Linked DNA regions of Homo sapiens: region 1 is linked to region 2. The links are chromatin loops, found by intact Hi-C in ENCODE. Cell type or tissue: Caco-2. All regions are shown on one strand. Links, peaks and the distances in the headings refer to the core of each region. The heading gives the core; the rest is flanking DNA. Region 1 has its middle 14 kb from the start of LEF1. Region 2 overlaps HADH (hydroxyacyl-CoA dehydrogenase).

Region 1 (10,927 bases), core at 930-8,929, 160 kb after region 2:
GATATTTGATTTTTGCAGTTCAAATTACTAGGATAATTTTTTACATTGTTTTGCTTTGTATCTCACAGTGGCTGAGTAAGACAGACCTTGTTGAAGCTCTAACTCTCTCACTGTTAGCCCTCCCTGTCCTGCACCTTTGCAGTTGCCTCCTAATGAGTCTCTGGCTTTCATTCTTTTTTTTTTCCGAGACAGTCTCCCACTATCGCCCAGGCTGGAGTGCAGTGGTGTGAACTCGGCTCCCAGGTTCAAGTGATTCTCGTGCCTCAGCCTCCCAAGTAGTTGGAACTACAGGTGTGCACCACCACAGTTGGCTTTTTGTATTTTTAGTAGAGACAGGGTTTTGCTGTGTTGGCCAGGCTGGTCTTGAACTCCTGACCTCAAGCAATCCACCCACCTTGACCTCTCAAAGTGCTCTGGCATCCGTTCTTGCTGGGTTCCATGCATGCCCCACAATAGTCCATGCCTCATAGAGCAGCCAAAGTCATCCTTTAACATTTCCTACTTGTGGCTTCCAAGTCCCTATGTGAGCTGTTACCTGGCTTCCTCTTGCTCACTGCTCTCTAGCACCACTGGCTCTCCAGCTGTTCCTTCAGAGTGCAAAGCACATGCACGCACGTGTACACACACACACACACACACACACATGCACACACACACACACACACTATACACCTCAGTCCTTGTTGCCTCTGCCCAGAAGCTCCTGGCCAGGTAGATGTTCACAGGGCTCACTCCCTGACTTCATTCAGGTTCTGCTCAGATAGTCCCTCCTTAGAGCTTGTTATCTTAAAAAATAGCCATCCCCCCAAACCTTCTGCCTTCACTCCAATTCCGGTCACTCTCCATTTTTTTTATGGACTTCATCTTCTTTTACTGTCACTGCTTGGCCTATTTTTTATACTTACTTACTAATTAGCTTTCTTTCCCACTGGTTCATAAGTTCCATGAGGGTAGGGACTTTGCTTTGTTTTATCCTTACTTCCTGTGGCAGCTCTTGGTGCATAGAAAATATACTAGCAAGGTGTGTAGAAGAATAAATTAACATGCCTTTGACAACCTCAGGTTTCTTATCTGGAATACTTCCCTTATGGAAGATTACAAATAATTGTTATAAAATTACCTGGCATACAGTAGATACACTCAGTAGGTGATAACTGTAATTATGCAGATCAGCACTGCCAAATGAAATATAATGCAAGTCACATATGTAATTTTAAAAAGCTAGAAACAGATTAAATTAATTTTAATAATACATTTTATTTAACCCAAATGTTGAAATTATTACCATTTTAATATATAATCATTATGAAAACTTACTAATGAAAGATTTTACATTCTTTTTTCATATTAAGTCTTTGAAATTCAGTGCAGTTTACTTACAGCAAGATTCAGTTCTTTTTTTTTTCTTTTTTGTCTTTTGAGACGGAGTCTTGCTCTGTGCCCAGGCTGGAGTGCAGTGGCACGATCTCGGCTCACTGCAAGCTCCACCTCCTGGGTTCACGCCATTTTCCTGCCTCAGCCTCCCGAGTAGCTGGGACTACAGGCGCCCGCCACCACGCCCGGCTTTTTTGTTGTTGTTGTTGTTGTATTTTTAATAGAGATGGGGTTTCACCATGTTAGCCAGGATGGTCTCGATCTCCTGACCTCGTGATCTGCCTGCCTCGGCCTCCCAAAGTGCTGGGATTACAGGCGTGAGCCACCGCGCCCAGCAACTTACAGCACGATTCAGTTCTAACTGGCCACCTTTTGAGTGCTTGAGTGTGGCTAGAGGCTACTGTATGCAGTCAGTCAACTGTTTAATGACAAGTTTTTGTCAGATTCATCTTTGTAACCCCCATATTGCCTTACACATTTCCCTCAAAACAGTAGTTGATCAAAAATGTATCAAAGAATATCATAACAATATATTGTTATATACTATTTTTCATGGCAAATTCAGACTTTCAACTTATTGGAGGGTGAAATAAGTCTTGGTGAAGTAACTTGAGATTATAATCATTTTAAGTGTATTATAACAGTGCTTTGCCCATAAGAGAGGTGTGCAATGAATAGTTGTGGTTCTCGTGTGTTGCTGAGTTGAGTACTTTTCTACATTGTAAATAATAGATTTACCATTGAACTTTAGGAAATACATAAGTTGAAGGTTTTCTGTATCATATTCTCTAGAATAACTTTCTCCTCCCTGTAAAACTGCCAAACCTGCACTTCTATAAGAGTCATCCAGGATCAAAAGTTTCTCCAGAAATATATACCATGGAGAGTGCCTACTCCCACTACAGATTTCATTTTCAGGTACAATTCCTGAACTGCTTCTTGGTACACATGGGCCAGATATAATAGTAAGTCTATTCTGTCCTATGCCTTGAGTTTTCACTAAAATGCTTTAATAAGGCATTAGCCTTAGGCCTAGCAAATTCTTTTAGTTGCAAAAGTCATTCCCCTCCATTTCAGAGATTTAAACCTGATGCAATAAGAGGAGGAAGATGAACAAAAGAGCAGGGTCATTTTCTGGAAGAAATGGGTAAAGACTGTTTGTTGAGAGATGTACCTCTAAAGCCTTGATATGCTTTTATGGTAGAGAAGTATTACATAAACATACTATCCTTACTGTGACTAAAAATGACCCATAGGCCAGGCACGGTGGCTCACACCTGTAATCCCAGCACTTTTGGGAGGCCAAGGCAGGAGGATCACCTGAGGTCAGGAGTTCGAGACCAGCCTGGCCCATATGATGAAACCCTGTCTCTACTGAAAGTACAAAAATTAGCTGGTCGTGGTGTCAAGCGCCTGTAATCTCAGCTACTCAGGAGGCTGAGGCAGGAGAATTGCTTGAACCCAGGAGGAGGAGGTTGCAGTGAGCTGAGATCATGCCCTTGCACTGCAGCCTGGGTGACAAGAGCGAAACTCCATCTCAAGAAAAAAAATAAAAATAAAAGTGAACCATAGATTTTCAGTGAAGTACAGAGAGTAGGCTGGGCACAGTGGCTCACACCTGTAATTCCAGCAGTTTGGAATCAAGGCAAGAGGATTGCTTGAAGCCAGGAATTCAAGACCAGCCTGGTCAACATAGCAAGACCCCATCTCTAAAAATAAAATAAATTAGCTGGATGTGGTTGTGTGCGCCAGTAGTTCCAGCTAGTCAGGAGGCTAAGGCAAGAAGAGCACTTGAGCCCAGGAGTTTGAGGCTTCAGTGAGCTATGATCATGCCACTGCACTCTTGCCTGGGCATCAGAGTGAGATCCCACCTCAAAAAAAAAAAAAAAAGAAGAAAGAAGGAGAAGAAAAGAAGGAGGAAGAGAAGAGGAAGAAGAAGAGGAGGAGAAGAGGAACAAGAAGAAAGAATTGGAGGAGGAGGAAGGAAGAGAAGGAAGAAGAAGGAGAAAAAGAAAGAGGAAGAGGAGAAGAGGAAGCAAAAAGAAGAGGGAAGAGAAAGAAGGAGAAAAAGAGAAGAAAGGAAGAGAAGGGGAAGAAAAGGAGATGAAGAGGAGGAAGGAAGAGAAGGAAGAAGGAGAAAAAAATGGAAGAGAAGAGGAAGAGGAGGAGTAAGAGGAGAAGAGGAAGAAGAAGGAGAAGAAAACAAGGAGGAAGAGAAAGAATAAGGAGAAAAGGAAGAGGAGAAGAGGAAGAAGAAAAAGGAAGAGGAAAAGAGAAAAAGAAAGGAGGAGGAGGGAAGAGAAGGAAGAAGAAGGAGAAAAGTAGAGAAAGAGGAAGAGGAGATGAAGAGGAAGAGGAAAAGAAGAGGGAAGAGAAGGAAGAAGGAGAAAAAGAGAAAGAAGAAAGAGGAAGAGAAGAGGAAGAGAAGGAGTAAGAGGAGAAGAGGAAGAAGGAGAAGAAAACGAGGAGCAGGGAAGAGAAGGAAGAAGGAGAAAAAGAAGAAAGGAAGAGGAGAAGAGGAAGAAGAAGACGAGGAGGAAGAAAAAGAAGCGTTTATAACTTTGAAAAACTTGGAAAGGTCTAGCTGTGGATTTGTGAAATTCTAATATAGCTTGATGGTGAAATACCACACAGCTTTGATAATGATGCTCAATTATTTTTATTCACATGAAGATATTAGTGATACATTGCTAAGTTAAAAAATAAAGTTATAAGAGAATAAATGCAATCATACCTCATTTTAAAAAGTTTATGTTTACAGATCATTTATTAGAATGTAAACTCTATGAGCAGGGGCACTGTTTTGTTTACCTCAGTATATCTGATGTCTAGAACAATTCCTGGCACAAAGTAGGCACTTAGTCAATATCTGTTGACTATATCTGGAAGGACAGACAGTAAGATACTAATAGTAGTTTTCTCTGAATAGTGGAGATTTTTTATTGAGTTTTTTATTGTTTGTGCTTTTAGAAATTTCTTTTTTTTTTCTTTGAGACAGAGTCTTACTCTGTCACCCAGGCTGGAGTGCAGTGGCACAATCTCGGCTCACTGCAACTTCTGCCTCCCAGGTTCAAGCGATTCTCCTGCCTCAGCCTCCTGAGTAGCTGGGATTACAGACGTGCGCCACCATGCCCGGCCAATTTTTGTATTTTTAGTAGAGACGGTGTTTCACCATGTTGGCCAGGCTAGTATCAAACTCCTGACCTCAGGTGATCCACCCGCCTCAGCCTCCCAAAATGCTGGGATTACAGGCATGAGACACCGCACCTGGCTGCATTTGGAAAATTTTATATGCAATGAACCAACATTTTTAAAGTAATAAAATATAATTTTAAATGTTATGTGATAAAAATATCTTAAAAAGTGAAAGAGCTGATCTTGGGTAATTTTGACAACAAAAATTAGTAAATCACAGAAGAAGAGTATCAGGAACTGGGGGCAGTATTGGAGCCACTGCATTATAGCAGACACAATTTCAGGGCCACCTGCTGGTCATGCAGAGGTCAATATAAAAGGGCTCTGACAGTTTATAGCAAGCTTGTCCAACCCATGGCCCACAGCCCACATATGGCCCAGGACAACTTTGAATGCAGCTGAATATGAATTCGTAAACTTTCTTAAAACATTATGATTTATTTTATTTTTTAGCTCATCGGCTATTGTTAGTATATTGTATGTGTGGCCCAAGACAATTCTTCTTCCACTGTGGCCCAGGGAAGCCAAAAGATTGGACACCCCTGGTTTATAATGATCAGAAAGATGGGCTGTTTTTTTTTAAGGTAATAATTTAAACACAATGAAATGTGTAGGTCTTAAGTGTACAAAGTATACAAATACACACGTGTGTGTGTGTTTTAAATCGGGCAGCTCTGAGAGTCACAGGTGATTCTGAAAGACTCCCCAGAGTGTTTTGATTAATATATACACCTGTGAAACTATCACTCCATCATGATATAGAACATTTCAGTCATCCCAGAAATTTCCCCTATGGGATGAACTTATTTCAAAGCAACTTCTTAAGCTACATTTTTGGTGAAATGACATTTGTTGGTAGTTTGTGGTTTTCTTGCTGGTTGCTTCGGATATATTCCTTAACTCTGTAATTTATTTTCTCTATCTGAACAACTTGTCACCTTAGAGTATCCCTTTCTAGAAAACATGCTAATACTGTAATGTACTTAATAGGAAGGAGAGAAATGGAACTCAGGTTATTGGATTGGCTATCAAAGTGCTGAATTGAAACACTGACCAAGTAAATTGCATGAAATAATTTGTATTATAAACTGTTTTTCATTGTAGTAAGTGAAATGTCTGTTGTCTTAACGACTGACAGTCGGAAGAGGTCTTGGTTTGCTCCAGACATGGATGTTTGGGGAAGGGTATTAGGGGAGCAAGTGACTAAGGACCTGATGGGGTGATTTCCAGAGGCAGCTGTGTGCCAGAGACTTGGGAACATGAGGCTCTTTGGTGGGTGCAGAAGCGCAGGAGAGCAACGTGGATTTGTGCATGCCCCCTGCACATACCTTCTAGGCTTAGCATTCCTCTGGCCTCTGTCGGTTCAACATGTGGTTGAACACAGCAAACAGGAACATCTTTTGGCTGTGGCACAATATTGTACTTACTGTAAAAAAGATAGCATTTCCTGAATTTCTTTTGTGGGAAGTGTTAAAAAATACAGATAGGATGTATTTTTTTCCCCCTTACTGTGAAATAGCTGAAGTTCATCTCTCTTTCTCTCTCTCTCTTTTTCTCTTTCTCTTTCCTCTCTGTTTCTAAGGTGAAGATAAACCTCAACTTCCAGGAAGGGAAAAATTTAATTAACTTAAATATGGGCTCAAAGGTCCATGCCAAAACAATGTGATCAATACATAGGTTAAAATTGTCCTAAAGAGGACTATGGAATGGATTGCAACATGGTTCAGGTCAGATGACTTCTGGGATTACTAGCCTGGTAGTCCAAAAAGACATTGCATGCTGTGAGGGAAATAAAAACAATAATGCGAAAACAACGTTAAGGATCTACTCCAAGTATGGCCCACAAAACACTCTTGAGCTGCTTGCTGTTGCGCCCCTGTGCGTTTCATCCCTCCTGCTCTCTTCGTCAACCCTACAGCATGTGGGGTGTGAAATCACTTGAGAAACTGTTTCCACTGGTTTGCTATGAGAATTTCATAGTTTGACCCCTGAAAATGAAGGGAATTAGAATTGATAGGAGGGATGATTTGGTGCCCAAAGTGGTGAATTGGTGCCAGAAGGTCACCTGAGTAAGAAATGCCTTTGCCTGGTGGCTACGTAAGTTAGAAATAAGTGAGCTGAAAATTAAAGTAAAAAAGGTTAATTTCTATGAGAATATCAGTTGGACAGACAGCAATTAGATAAGGTACAATCTAAGAAGTAAAGCAGGAGAGAGAGTTTACTTAATAACTAAATATTTACTTTTATCTCTTTCACTCACTTGTAAACCAAGATAAGCCTGTTTGTTTTCTATATAAGAGTTAATGCTCTATGATTAATTATATTCATTATTCCAATAATAGCAACAATGAGCTTTAAATGAAAATCATTGTCATTATGTCTATTTATTTCTTGGTTGCAAATTGAAAAAATATTGAAAATCAAATGGACATTGTACATTATTTACTAAGAATATTTCACTTACTGTGGATGATTTAAAAAAAAACTATTCTGTTTCACTTAATGCTTCAAGTGAATTACATTTTCTGCCTCTCACATTTGAATACAAGGCTGTTATCTTAGGGCTCCCAGCACTGTGGAAGAAACATTTCATGGAAGTAACTCTATTTCAGCTGTAATGTCTCTTTCTGCTCCTTTTTTATTGAAGAAAAAAAAAGAAGAAAAAGAAAAGAAAAAGAAATAAAGCAATAATAATTATATTTCTAGCCCAGAAATATGATCCTTTGAATAAAACTCTGCCCTCACTTTCAGTTAATCAGAAGATGAGTGATATCCTATTTCTTTATAGTTTCCTCTAGTCTTGGTGAGATGAAAGAGGAATTTGCAATCAAATAAGAGTGGTATTGCAGACATTACAACTAATTTATATAGTTAAAAACTCAGAATTGTATCCAGATCTGACCAGGAACATGACACAAGATTTAATTTAAAAGGAAAAAGGGGACAATTTCTTTTTTTTATTTTGGTAACTCAATTTACATTGTGCCATGACTCAGTAATTATGCTGCAAGCCTCACTGTGAACACTGATGAATTGACTTTGTGTCCATCTATTATGTTGACACTGGATTAAAATAGAACTAACTCCATCATTCAGGTTGGAGAAAATTCAGAAGTATTGCTTACTCCTCTTTTCTTTCTACTGTCTCCTTTTTCTCATGTTCCAGATTATTGGTGCCTCACCAGAAGAGAACAGAGGAGAGACTTACTGACTTACATAAAACATTCATTAACTTACCATAGAGACTACATATGCAGAATATCCATCACATCTACCCCACATACTGTAGTATGTAGCCAATATTTTGTTCATGTGAAAAGTAGAGAATTACACCAATCATTTAAATAACTTAGGTAAAACACTGTTGAAGAAAAACTTTATTTAAACCCAAATTAATTAATTCAAAAAGAGCTAATATTCAATCGTGCTTTATTTTGTCAAGGAAATAATTAGACATTTCTTTAGGTTCCAAGCAGTACTGAAATCATAGGCACAAAGTGGGTAGCAAATGAACATACATTCCTCCTCTGCCTTCTCTTTGGACCACATTCCAGGCATGCTTTTTGCCCCAGCTCTCCACCAAAACTGCTAAATCTGATGGTCAATTCTCGTCCCCCTTATTTGACCCATCATCAGCATTTGACACAGTTGATTACACTTTCTTCAAACGCTTTCTTCCCTTACTTCCAGGATGCCATCAGCTTCTGGTTCTTTCCGGATCTCCTTGGCTCTTCGTTAGTCTCCTTTGCTTGTTTTGTCTTCCTGACCTCTATGTATTTGGTGGAGTGCCCCTACAGCTCAGTCTCTCACCCCCTTCTCTTTTCTATCTAATTCATTTCCTGATGACCTCATCCAGTCTCATGCCTCTGAATATATTATAAATGCTAACAACATTGAGTTACATCTTTGGCCTAGACCTAGCCCCAGATTTACAGACTTACATATACAGCTGCCTACAAACCTCTATTTGATGTCTAATAGGTATGTGAAATTCAGCATGTCCAAAACCCAACTTATGATCTTTCCCCAAATCTGTTCCTTCATAGTCTTCTCTGTCTCAGGAAATGGCAGATCTATTATTTCAGTTGCTCATGCCAAAAGCTTTAGAGCCATCCTCACCCTTCTCTTTCTCTCACTCCCCACATCCAATCTATCTACAAATTCTTTTGTTGTTGTTATTGTTTTTGAGACAGAGTCTTGCTCTGTCGTCCAGGCTGGAGTGCAGTGGTACAATCTCTGCTCACTGCAACCTCTGCCTCCCGGGTTCAAGCGATTCTCCTGCCTCAGCCTCCTGAGTAGCTGGGATTACAGGCGTGCACCACCACACCCAGCTAATTTTTTATTTTGTATTTTTAGTAGAGATAGGGTTTTACCATGTTGACCAGGCTGGTCTTGAACTCCTGACCGCAGGTGATCCACCCGCCTTGGCCTCCGAAAGTGCTGGGATTATAGGCCTGAGCCACTGCCCCCAGCCTTATCTACAAATTATTTCCCTGTGAAATATAACCAGAACCAGCTACTTCTCACCAGCCTAGTTCAAGCTGCAATCATTTTTCATCTAGATATTTATCATAGCCTCCTAACAGGTCTCCCTGTTTCTACCATGCTGTACCTGCTATTGTCTGCAAAGCTCACAGAGTGATCTTAAAACTATTGATGACAAGCCAAATTCTGTAAAATATTTAAAGAGGTTTATTCTTAGCCAATATGAGTGACCCAGGCCTGGGGAACAGTATTAAGAGGTCCTGAGAAAGTATGTCCACGTGGTTGGGTTACAATTTTTTGGAGTGCAGTGGCACGATCATGGCTTACTAAATCCTCCACCTTGTGGGCTCAAGTGATCTGCCCACCTCAATTTCCTGAGTAGCTGGGACTACAGGCACACACCACCATGCCTGGCTAATGTTTGTATTTTTTTTTTTTTTTTTTTTTTGAGACGGAGTCTCGTTCTGTCGCCCAGGCGGGAGTGCTGTGGCGCGATCTCCGCTCACTGCAAGCTCCGCCTTCCGGGTTCACGCCATTCTCCTGCCTCAGCCTCCCGAGTAGCTGGGACCACAGGCGCCCGCCACTGCGCCCGGCTAATTTTTTGTATTTTTAGTAGAGACGGGGTTTCACCGTGGTCTCGATCTCCTGACCTCGTGATCCGCCCGCCTCGGCCTCCCAAAGTGCTGGGATTACAGGCGTGAGCCACCGCGCCCGGCCAATGTTTGTATTTTTTGTAGAGACGAGGTCTCGCCATGTTGCCCAGCCTGGCCTCAAACTCCTGGGCTCAAGTGATCCGTTTGCCTTGGCCTCCCAAAGTTTTGGAATTACAGGTGTGAGCTGCATGTCTGGCTGCAGTTAGGTTTTATACATTTTAGGGAGACAGAAGATATCAACAAAGACATAGATCAATACATGCAAGGTATACATTGGTTTGGCCCCAAAAGGCAGGACACGTCATAGTATGAGGGGGTTACTTATAGGTCACAGGCGGATTCAAAGATTTTCGGATTGACAATTGGTTGAAAAAGTTAAGCTTTGTCTAGACTTGAAGTCAGTACAAAGACACGCTAGAGTCAAGATGCGGGGAGGATTGTGAAATCCAAGGTTCTTGTTATTTAGATTAAACCTCCAGGTAACAGCCTTAGAATAGATGGTAAATGTCTCTTTTCAAAACTTTTCGAAACAAAACTCTCCTTTAGTCCCTTTTAGATCCAGGAAAAACTAGAAAGGGAAGGAGATTTTCTAGAGATGCAAATTTCCCCGAGAGAGGGCTTTCTAGGGCCATTTCAAAATATGTCAAAGAAATATATTTTAGGGTAAAATCACTTTATTTCCTTCAGAGTCTTCTATCTCATGTGATGCTATATCAGAATCAGGTTGGAATTTGGTAACTTATTGCCACAAAGAGTCTGTTTCTGTCAGTCTTATGATCTCTATTTCAGTGTTAATGCTGGTCAGTTGTCCTAAACTCTAGAAGGGAGGGGTATAACCAGGCATGCCTGACGTCCCTTCCTCTTATGGCTGGGAATTCAGTTTTTCGTGTTTCTCTGGGATCCCCTTGGCACAGAGGGGGTCCATACAGTCAGTTGGGGGGCTTGGCATTTTTTTGGTTTACAAACTTAGGTCAGTTTATGTCCCTCCTCTGCTCAGAATGCCCCAGCAGCTTACCATTTCCCAATGTTCTGCAGGATCCTGTGTGATCTACACCCACCTCTTACTTTTCTGATCTCATCTCTCACTGTTCCCCTTGCTTTCTGTGCATTGGCCACTTGAGTTTATTTGCTTTCTCAAATCTTGGGCATGTTCTTACCCCAGCATCTTTGCAGAGGCTATTTCCTTTCTTCGTAGTAATGTTTCCCCAGATCTTCACATG
Region 2 (10,927 bases), core at 2,850-10,849:
CTATTTTACATTCCCACCAGCAATGTACGAAGGTTCCAATTTCCCCACATCCTGGCCAACACTTGCTATTTTCCATGTTTGTTTTGTTTTGTTTCTTATTGTAGCCATCTTAGGTGTGAAGTAGTATCTCATTGTGGTGTTTTTGTTTTTTGTTTTTTTGTTTTGGAAATGAGGTCTTGCTCTGCTACCCAGGCTGGAGAGCAGTGGCATGATCATAGTTCACTATAGCCTTGAACTCCTAGGCTCAAGCCATTCTCTCACCTCAGCCTCCCGAGTAGCTAGGACTATAGATGTGAGCCACCACACCCAGCTAATTAAAAAAAAAATTTTTTTTTAGAGACAGAGTTGTACTGTGTTGCCCAGGCTGCTCTCAAACTCCTGGCCTCAAGTGATCCTCCCACCTTGGCCACTCAAAGTGCTGGGATTACAAGCATAAGCCACCGAGTCCTGCTATCATTGTGGTTTTGATATGCATTTTTTCCCCAATGTCTAGGTGGCCTTTAGATGATGGTGGAGATAATTTTACCTTCTCTAGGATGAAATTCAAATAATAAATGTCACAGGCAGATTAATGTTAGAAATGCTTGTTCTTTGGTGCTGTAAAGAAATAGCACTTGAAATAAATTTAATTTCCTCAGCAAGACCATTTTTACTTTCTGCAGAAAGGGTACACTCGCCAGCATTTTTGCCACAAGAGTACACCGAACAAAGGAGACAGGGTCATTTATAACCTGACACGTCCATCTTACTGCTGTGTCCGGTTTCTATTGGCTGGGACGGGACTTCACATTCAAATGTATTTGTCTTGATTGGCTAGCAACTTAGAACTTTTTGAAAGAGGCAAAGGCAGATGAGAACAAAGGAAGGAGGAAGTAACTTGTGGAATGCTGAGAAAGGTAAAAACACCTCTAAATAAGGAAGAGGAACAGGCTATGACCTAATGCCCACTTGGACCAGTATAAGCATGCCAGGGCAAATATTTAGGCTAAATTGTGGGAGCTAAGAACATAAAGTACATTGATTTCTTTATTACAGCTAGCAGATATTGAAGAATGTTAACAGGTCTTAGAATAAATTTTGCTTCTAAGAAAAGTTACTATTTATTCTTAATTAGATGGGGAGGAGAGTCTCTTTGAAGAGGAACTTCTACTTTACTTTTTACATTAAGATATTCTTCACCTGTCCCTTATATTCTTTTTTGTTGAGACGGAGGAGTCTTGCTCTGTAGCCAAGGCTGGAGTGCAGTTGCGCGATGTCGGCTCACTGCAAGCTCCACCTCCCGGGTTCACGCCATTCTCCTGCCTCAGCCTTTTGAGTAGCTGGGACTGCAGGCGCCCGCTACCACGCCCAGCAAATTTTTGTATTTTTAGTGGAGACGGGGTTTCACCATGTTATCCCGGATGGTCTCGATCTCCTAACCTCGTGATCCGCCTGCCTCGGCCTCCCGAAGTGCTGGGATTACAGGTGTGAGCCACTGCGCCCGGACCATCTGTCCCTTATATTCTTAATTGTAGTGGGACCCCATGCAGGGGATGTTATGAGGAGGGTCCAGACAGATGAGATTATAAGAGCCCTGGGCTGAGGGTTGGAGTCTAGGACAGAGTGAGTTTGACCCAGATAGCCTGCATTTTCTGCTTGTTTACAGACTTTCAGCTAATTGTCTCCTTGGGCTGAGTTTCTGAGCCACACCCTAAAGATAAAAGGATGGCCCCTATGCTCAAGTTGCTCAGCTCTGGCTAGCTACTCCTCAGAAGTCTATACTCCTGAGGTTTCTCTCCTCTGCCAGGGACACCACTGAGGAGGGAGGTGTCAGTTTCTCTGCCTAGTTGACATACTATGCTTATCTAGCTCTATACTGACCACCAATATAATAGCTACTCACAAGTGGCTACTGAGTGCTTGAAATGTGGCTAGTCTAGATAGAAATGTGCTCTGAGTGTAAAATAGACACTAGATTTTAAAGCTATAATAGGGGAAAAATATATAAAACATCTCAATATTTTTAAATATTGAGTACCTGTTAAAGTGATGGCATCTTAGATATATTGGGTTAAATAACATTAATTTCACCTGCGAATGTCTTTTCCCTTTTTTTAATGTGGCTAGTAGAATATTTCTGTATAACAGCTGAGATCTAGCTGCTTATTCCATGATGATTTTGGATGCCTTTGCTGATTATGACTATTTTGATGCCCTGTGGACAAATTACACTATGAAATAAAATGGCGGCTTATAGAGGCACCATCTCCAATTCTGTCCTTATTGAGGTCTGTGGAAACCTGGAGTCACAGGAGAAAAATGAGGAAACGATGAAAACTACAGGCTCTTTGGCAGCAGAGGCTGTGTCTAGCTTGTTTCGGAAACAACAGTTTCAGGCATATGACAGACAATAATTATTTGATAAATGCTAAGTCGGCTTTCTTACCCTGGCTCTTGCCCTTGCTCTAATAGGAGCTAGTCTCTGCTTTTATTAGAGAGGAATAGTCAGCACCACCTCAAGACTAATGGATGGCAGGGAGCTATGGAAGGATAAATTACAGGCTTCGTGGACACTTTGAGAACAGATAGGGTAGGCCAATACAGGTGCTCTGAACACCCAGTTTGCTAACTGGAGCAGAGCTAAGAACTTGAAAGATAATTTCCAGTGAGCCCGGTGAATGTTCTCTTCTTCCTCCCACTGCATTAGGCCGGCGATGAATTTGTGGAGAAGACCCTGAGCACCATAGCGACCAGCACGGATGCAGCCTCCGTTGTCCACAGCACAGACTTGGTGGTGGAAGCCATCGTGGAGAATCTGAAGGTGAAAAACGAGCTCTTCAAAAGGCTGGACAAGTTTGCTGCTGAGTATGTAACCTCTGGACAATCTTCTTTTTTTTTTTTTTTAACCTTATTTTTGTTTTTCATTTTTATTTTTTGTTTTTATAGATTTGTGAGTACAAGTGCAGTTTTGTTCCATGCCTATATTGTGTAGTGGTGAAGTCTGGGCTTTTAGTATACCCATCACCCACATAGTGAACACTGTACCCAATAGGTAATTTTTCAACCCTCGCCACCCTCCCACCTTTTGAACTCTCCAGTGTCTGTTATTTCCCTCTGTACATCCATGGGTACCTGTTATTTAGCTATCACTTATATGTGAGAACATATGGTATTTGACTGAGTTGTTTCACTTAAGATAATGGCCTTCACTCCTGTTCATGTTGCTTCAAAAGACATGATTTTATTCTTTTTTATAGCTGAGTAGTATTCCATGGTGTATATATGCCACATTTTCTTTAATCAGCCATTGATGGACACTTAGGTTGATTTCGTGTCTTTGCTATTGTGAATAGTGCTGCAATAAACATATGAGTGCAGGTATCTTTTTGATAGAATGAGTTTTTTTCCTTTGAATATATACCCAATAGTGGGGCTGCTGGATCGCATGGTAGTTCTGTTTTTAGTTTTTTGAGAAATCTCCATACTGTTTTCCTTAAAGGTTGTACTAATTTACATTGCCACCACCAGCATGCAGGGGTTCCCTTTCTCCAGATTCTCACCAACATCTGTTGGTTTTGACTTTTTAATAAAAGCCATTCTGACTGGTATCAGGTGCTAAACTCATTGTGGTTTTAATTTCCATTTCTCTGTTGATTAGTGATGCTGAGCATTTTCTCATATGTTTATTGACCACTAGTGTGTCTTTTTTTGAAAAATATCTGTTCATGACCCCTGGACATTCTTGACAGATTCTGAGGGGTCCCTCCCTGGGCCTTGAACTTTCCTCCTTGTTTATTGCCTTCTCCCAGGAAGGGATCCTTTGACCAAGTTTATCCACCTCCCTCTCTCCTACCCCACAGCTATTTCAAGAAAAGCCAATATGGTTTCCGTTGTTCTCCATCCTCCCACTCCCAGTTTGCTTCTGAAGCTTGGGCTGCTGTGATCTGATCCTTGTCCCAGATGCGTGTAGAATTACCCATGGTAACATGGAGGGGTCCATCCAGGGACAGGCCTATGTTTCTTGAAGTGTGTAGGTCATGGATACTCCTATGCCAGAAGCTGCTCTGACGTTCCTTGGTTCATTTCACACTGGCATCTAGAGGCTGCAGAGACATCTGACAGCAGACAGTTAAGGACATGTAGGGTACTTCTGTGCTCCACTCTCGGGCATAGGAGTACCCTACGTGTCCTTAACTGTCTGCCAAGGACCCTCAGAGCAGTTCTGTGTTTCCTCCTTTTTTGGATGGAGCAAACAGAATGGTGTAATTGAAGGGAATGCCTATAGACAGAGAGGACTTTCCTGTTTTGAGCTTCATCTGGGTTCAATCGAAGTACTCTTGGGAGTGTTAAAGGAGCATTGACTTCTTAGCTGGCTGGCTTCCTGGTGGAATTCTTCCTGGCAGAATGTACCTTGGGATCCAGAGCCTTCGAGTGTGTGACACCTGACCCACTGATCAGTGCTCTTCTAGTGACTTGTTTGACTATATTTTCATGCTTCTTGGTTGGAATTGAATGGCAGAATAAGATTATATGACAAAAGCAATTCTCAGGGCACTTCCGGTGGGCAGTGGCTAAAGAGAGTCACTTGCATACCAGCTTGTCGGAATGTTAACCTTCAGAGATGGGTGGCCTTGTGGCCAGAGAGGCCCTGCCCCTGACAAAGAGAAGAGACTTGCCTTTCTGTCATCTGTCCATCACTGCCAATCAGTGTCCTCGTGCATTTCACACTGGCATCTAGAGGCTACAGAGACATCTGACAAAAACAGAATATACTTGTGGTACCGGGACTGGCTCCCAGGCCAGCAGGGAGCCCTCTGGGATAATAAACAGCCACCCCAAAAAAGGGAGTTTTGTCAAGCAGTTTGATCTTTATTGAAAAGATTGGTCGCTCTTGGTGACAGTGAAAGGCCTGACTGCCCTCCATTGTCCATGTCTGGTACAGAAGAAGGATCACTGGAGAAAGTCAGGAGGCCTGGGCCTGGTGCTGACCCCCTCACCACCTCCAGCCTTGGAAAGGTCCTCAGTTTCGTCATCTGTAATGCAAGTTGAGGTGATTGGGGTAAATAATTTCCTAGACCTTTCTGGCTCTAACTCTCTAAGACTAGCTTCCCCCATTTGTAAAATAGGAGCAGCAGCACTGGTACCTATTGTACAGAGTTGTTTAGGAAACTCATTTCATTTAGCTCACATTTCCTGAGTGCCTGCTGTGTATCAGGCACTACACTAGGCTCTTTAACCTGAATTGATGCAAAACAGATATGAGGTGTGAAAAGAAGGCATGACCCATAGTCATACCAAAGATGTGACTTTGCTGCTGACCTTCTCCACCTTTCTTGGCACTGTTTGTTTTTGTTTTAGATCACCACCATTATTGAATGCTTGCTACAATTTTTAAGCAGCCGTATTGAGAGGTACTTTACTGACAAATTTTACAGTTCGATCCTATAATGGGAGAAGAAAATATAGTCAAGTGATACATTTCGGGTTGGAAGCCCTGATGAAACAGTTGCATCCTGGAGAGAACATGACTTCTCTAGCAGCAGCCTAAGACACACAAATGAAAAGTATGACCAGACGCACAGGCAGCCAGATCGAAGTCCTGACTTTCCCCTTTAGACAAAGTACAGACTCTTGAATCCTTTGCCATCCCCACCAACCCTCTTGTCTTCTTTATACTAGGGTCTGGGGCCATTGCTAATAATCACTGTGCTTGTGTTGTCGATTTTCTTTTAGAACATTTAAGAGAAAAGTAGTTTTTTTGGTACCTGAGTGTCCGAATGAAAAAAACAAAAGATGGTTCAAGACAAGTGTTTCCAGGAACATGTAAGAGTACTTTTTTTTTTTTTTTGAGACGGAGTCTCGCTCTGTCGCCCAGGCTGGAGTGCAGTGGCATGATCTTAAGCTCACTGAAACCTCTGCCCCCCAGGTTCAAGCAATTCTCCTGCCTCAGCCTCCCTAGTGGCTGGGATTACAGGCATGCGCTACCATGCCCAGCTAATTTTTGTATTTTTAGTAGAGACGGGGCATGTTGGCCAGGCTCGTCTCGAACTCCTGACTTCAAGTGATCCACCTGCCTCGGCCTCCTAAAGTGCTGGTATTACAAGTGTGAGCCACCGTGCCCAGCCCAGAGTACATTTTGTTTGTGGATGAAAAGACTGTCCTATGTGTTTAGTATTCTCTGAAGACAGTGTGAGACTTTTAGGAACAAAGTCAGCCTGACCCTGTTGGGAGAGGCAGAAGCAGAGGTCTGCTGGGGAGAGATCATTTCCTCCTTCTGATAAAATGTGCCAGAGTGCCCTGGACTGGTGATACCTGGAACTGGGCTCTGATGTCACTTTATTTTACCAAATGTGCCCAAGTTTCCCCTTTTTGCAGGTGAATGGCCCTTCAAACATTCTACAAAAAGGGGTATTACGATTGTAATACTAATCTTTAAAATAACACTTTCTTTTCTTAACGGGAGTGTGGAGCCACAGCTGGCACAGCCTTGGGCCCAGGCTGTCCCTGCTCTGTTTTTGTGGTTCCAGGTGCTTGTGGTGCAGGTTGTGTGGTTGAACAGTGCTTGTGTTGGCCACACACATTGTTATTGGAAGAGGATCTTTTTTTCATTACCTTCTGTAATGGGGAATAGTTTATATTATTTTCCCCAATGACCAAAAGCAAGAAACTTTGAAAACTGAAATTTTAAGACCTTAAAACAATGTCATTTTTTTTTTAAAAAGGAAACCCTGGCATTTAAATGGCCTACCTTGGAAGCTGTTGGAGAAGGTGGATGTGCTCATACCTGGAAAGAGAAGGCTCTCCGCTGCCTACCCACACTGGTCTCGCCTTTTACCTCTTTTCCCTCCTTTCCAAATAACTGGTTTCTTCTCCCTTCTCTTCCTCCTCTCCTCCCACCCGCCCCTGATTTGAGCAGATTATAGTATTGCCTGTTAGGTAAGCAGAAACCCCCAAGCCTGGTCAGTAAGGGATCCTTTCCTTTCCTGCCCTGTTACAGTCCATCTTGGTTGGAATCAGCACCAGGCCTGTTTGTATGTTTTTATCCGCAAGGTGGCGCTGCAGGAAAGCCTGGAAGTCAACCTGTTTAAAGCTTTTCCTCTCATGCTTTTGGCACGCCACTTTACTGTGGCCTTAAAGAACTAAATTTGGTTTAAGTCAGTATGGATTTTTTTTAATGAATAAGTTAATGTCTTATATATGCATATGCCTATATCCTCTTTTCCCCATATCTACCCATGTAACCTTAAAATTTTTTTGAACCATGTTGGTGTTCTTGTTTTCATTTTAATTCCCATTCAATTGAAAAATAAAGCTTTTCACTTCAGGGAAAATATCTTAATTCACGTTTATTATCATATGTTTCTGATTGAGGATTTATGTGTTCATTTAGAATTTTGTTGCTTTTAGGTGTCTTTCTTTCATTATTTTTTGATCACTGAGTTTCGTTTGTGACTGGGGTTGGTTAAGTAGCTTGATCAATTAGCCACCTCTTGTTATCTCACATACCTTGGAAGTTAACTAATACAAGTAGGTAGGGGAAATTTTGTTCTGGAAAATCAAGGAAGGATTGGTGAAGGTTAAATACCTCTTCGGAACAGGAAATTCCAATTTTATTTCAAATTTAAAAATTTTTAAAAAGCTGAAGTCACTTGATTTCAGCCTCTTATATGAAGATGTGTCTTCTCCCTCATTCCCCCAATGGGTCAGGACAACAGATGTGGCAGTAAGCAGTCACCTTGTGCATTGCATCCAAGAGTCATGCTGTTTTGAAAGAAGAGATTCACTCTGATACTCCCACTATATTTTCTCTTCACAGACATACAATCTTTGCCAGCAACACTTCCTCCTTGCAGATTACAAGCATAGCTAATGCCACCACCAGACAAGACCGATTCGCTGGCCTCCATTTCTTCAACCCAGTGCCTGTCATGAAACTTGTGGAGGTCAGTGGGTGTCAGCTTGTGTGTGTCTGCCCGCTCTGCCAGCTCTCTCAGTCCTGCTTTTCTGTGTTACACCAGCCCTGCCACCAGTTGCCTAGGATGGGTTTTAACCTGAGGGTAGAAGGTTGTCCCTGAGCCTCATATCTAGGAGGGCTTCTATGCTTTGTTTCTTCACAGCCCTGTGTCTTGCTTAGTGATATCCAGAAAGGCTGTTAACTTTGTGGAATGTCATTTACTTATTTGTGCCAGAGCTGATGGGCAGTGCTGAGAGGCATCAGAATGGGAAGGCAGCACTAGAAACCGTGGGCTGGATGGGACCACACAGAGGGCAGCTACATGTGTTCATATTATCTCGTCGAGGTCAGCTTGCCCATGCTGTAAATGCAGTTCTCATTAGATACACTATACTAGCTTGTCCACAGTTCCTGGGGTTAATTCTGACCCCATGTAATGGTGCCTTAGCGTTGTCCCCAGATGAGGTACATCTCCTGTGCATTGTGATCAGAGCTATTAAAACCAGCTCCCATTGGGTGCGGCGGCTCATGCCTGTAATCCTAGAACTTTTGGAGGTGGAAGTTAGTGGATTGCTTGAGACCCAGGGGTTCAAGAACAGCCTAGGCAACATGGCAAGACCCCATTTCTACAAAAAATAAAAAATCAGCCAGGGGTTTTGGTGCACGCATGTAGTCTCCAGTACTTGGAAGGCTGAAGTGGGAGGATTGATTGAGCCTGGGAGGTTGAGGCTGCAGTGAGCTGTGATTGCACCACTGCACTCCAGCCTGGATGACAGAGCAAGATCCTATATCGAATAAAAAAACCCTAAAAGTAAAAAAATAAAACCAGCTTCTGATAGCCTTGAGCCTCCTGACCATAAACCTGGAAGGTGGAGCGGGGAGGCAGGGAGGGCTTCCCCAGCATCCTGTTTGGAATGCTTGGAGACTCCAATATGTTGGAGTTGGAGTCACAGTAGGCAATTTGCACCTGAAATGGGACAACTTGCCTTTTACAGGGTCCTAATTACAGGGTCTGAGGAGCAGCCGCTATTAAAGTAGCATTTGTTCTGAGGTTGAGGAGTTATTGCCCTGCGAAGTGTGGGGGACGCTGATGCTGCCATGTGGGTGATGTGGGGCCAGGCAAACCTACACACACTGGCTGTGGCCTCTCTGGGAGTGTGTATCGTCTGTTTTCTTCATTATTGCCTTTTCCAACTACCTTTTCCTTCCTTTATCCTCCTCATTCCCTCACCACTACTCAGCATAAGCATTTTTAATAAGTCATAATAATGACCATTTTTTTTAGCATTTTCTCTCAAGTGACAACTTTGACCATCTTGCAATGGGACTTTTTCTGTCTTACTAACATTGCTTCTCAGCTTCCTCCTATTTTCTCCTATCCCCTAAGGCTGATTTTTTGAAGAAATTGAAGAATGAAGGGGAGGGATTTGGGGAACAGAAGAAACAGCATTTAACAGCTCTTATCTCATGCAGATTAAGAGCAAAGAAGTGGCATGCATTTCCAACATTTCAGTACTTAGGGACTAGTTGATTTCTTTAGTTATTATATTGTATATATAAGTGTTTTGGAGATAGGCACATTCTGTAGATTTACTTTAATAATGTTTTCAACTGCATTTATCTGGTAATGTATGCTTTTGTCTTTGGAAATGTAGTGTGTTGGTTGTTAACAGCTGATGTTTAGCAAATGCTACTATTTTTTAGAAAGTATTTTGTAAAAGTGTTCTTCTCTATTCAGTTTTTATTGTTTAACTTTAGCTCTTCCTTGTGTTGCTGGTGGTGTACACCAAAATAACTTGTATAATAAGCTAAGTGGCTCCTTTACTTAGGACTGGGCTCATTTAAATGTATATATATATGTATTTTTTTTCAGACTCTGTTGGAACTAGGAGCAGCGTATCTGTACAAATTACTGTTCGTTGAATGAATGAATGAGTGAATAAACATCCATCTCTCCTGTTTAAAAAGAAACAAACCTTCACTATTATTAACTCCCTTAAACCAAAAACTTAATTTGAAAACTCCATAGTCAGCAGTGTTTGTCCCCCAGCTCAGTCTGTGGTTTTGATGGAGACTTTTTAGACCTCCTTTCAAACAGCTCTGGGATTCTGTTTGATTTGTGGTACCCGCAGGGTGGCTTCTGGTCTTTCTCGTCCTGCTCCTCTTCTCCATCTTCACTGTGTCTTTTCCTGTTTCCATCCATTCACTTCTCTTGATGTCACGACATGACACCATGGCCCAGGCTGTGATCACACGAAAACAGGAGTGAGAACTCTTCTTTGTTTATATAGCACCTTTCATCCCTGCACAGACACTAGCTCATTAGTTCACCGAGTCAGACGGCCCTCTTGCACAGGGAAGACATGCCCATGATCCCCATTCCAGAGAAGAGAGGTGAGGCAGTTGCCTAAGATCCCATGAAGGGTCTAAAGTAAACCCTTTGACTCCGATTGAAGTTCTTTACTGGCCTTTACATTTTACATATATATATGTGTGTGTGTGTGTGTGTGTATGTGTGTGTGTATGTGTGTGTGTGTGTGTGTGTGTATAGTTGAATGAATGAGTGAATAAACACGCATCTCTCCTGTTTAAAAATATATATATATATACTTCATCTGGTTCTTTCCATTTACCATTACACATGAGTTCTCTAACTGCTTACTGAGGGCTGACTGTGCCGGGCATCGTGCTTGGTGCCATCCCCTACAGATGCCAGTAGGGCAGCCCTTGTGCCCTTGCCTGTACCTCACAGAGGTCAGGAGGGCTGCTGGAGCAGGTGGCAGGCCCCGCTTGCTGTAAATGAAAGCCTTCCCCAGAAGGATGAGTCTGTTCTGAAGCCAAGGGGCCGCTGGCCTCTAGAGCATCTGTGTGGCAGAGGGTGGAGTCATGGGAGAAATACTCAGGAATCCAGGAGAACTGTCACTTGGGCAAATTACTCACTTTCCTGGGGCTCCTCCTCCTCTATAATAGAAGATCAGGTCCCACGTAGAAGAC

What was found. A loop is a pair of places that touch in the nucleus more often than their neighbours do. Peaks named below come from ENCODE experiments on the same cell type or tissue, not always from the same donor. Only the 100,000 strongest peaks of a DNase experiment are listed, where the experiment ranks them.
Region 1: it touches region 2 in a loop (8-fold over the local background); 6 of 110 quality-filtered maps call a loop at or near these places.

Annotation. Positions count from the first base shown.
Region 1 is chr4:108,177,049-108,187,975 of GRCh38, forward strand. No RefSeq gene overlaps it. Among named protein-coding and RNA genes, the nearest start is that of LEF1, 14 kb to the left of the region's middle. RefSeq lists enhancers at 9,251-9,752, 9,753-10,252. In Caco-2, for the core only: a CTCF peak has its summit at 4,848 (motif pointing left); no DNase peak of the experiment used is centred there.
Region 2 is chr4:108,011,745-108,022,671 of GRCh38, forward strand. HADH (hydroxyacyl-CoA dehydrogenase) reads left to right here. Exons shown (of 8, transcript NM_005327.7): 3 at 2,687-2,844; 4 at 7,796-7,922. Among named protein-coding and RNA genes, the nearest start is that of HADH, 27 kb to the left of the region's middle. In Caco-2, for the core only: CTCF peaks have their summits at 6,999 (motif pointing right) and 7,204; a DNase peak (open chromatin) is centred at 7,027.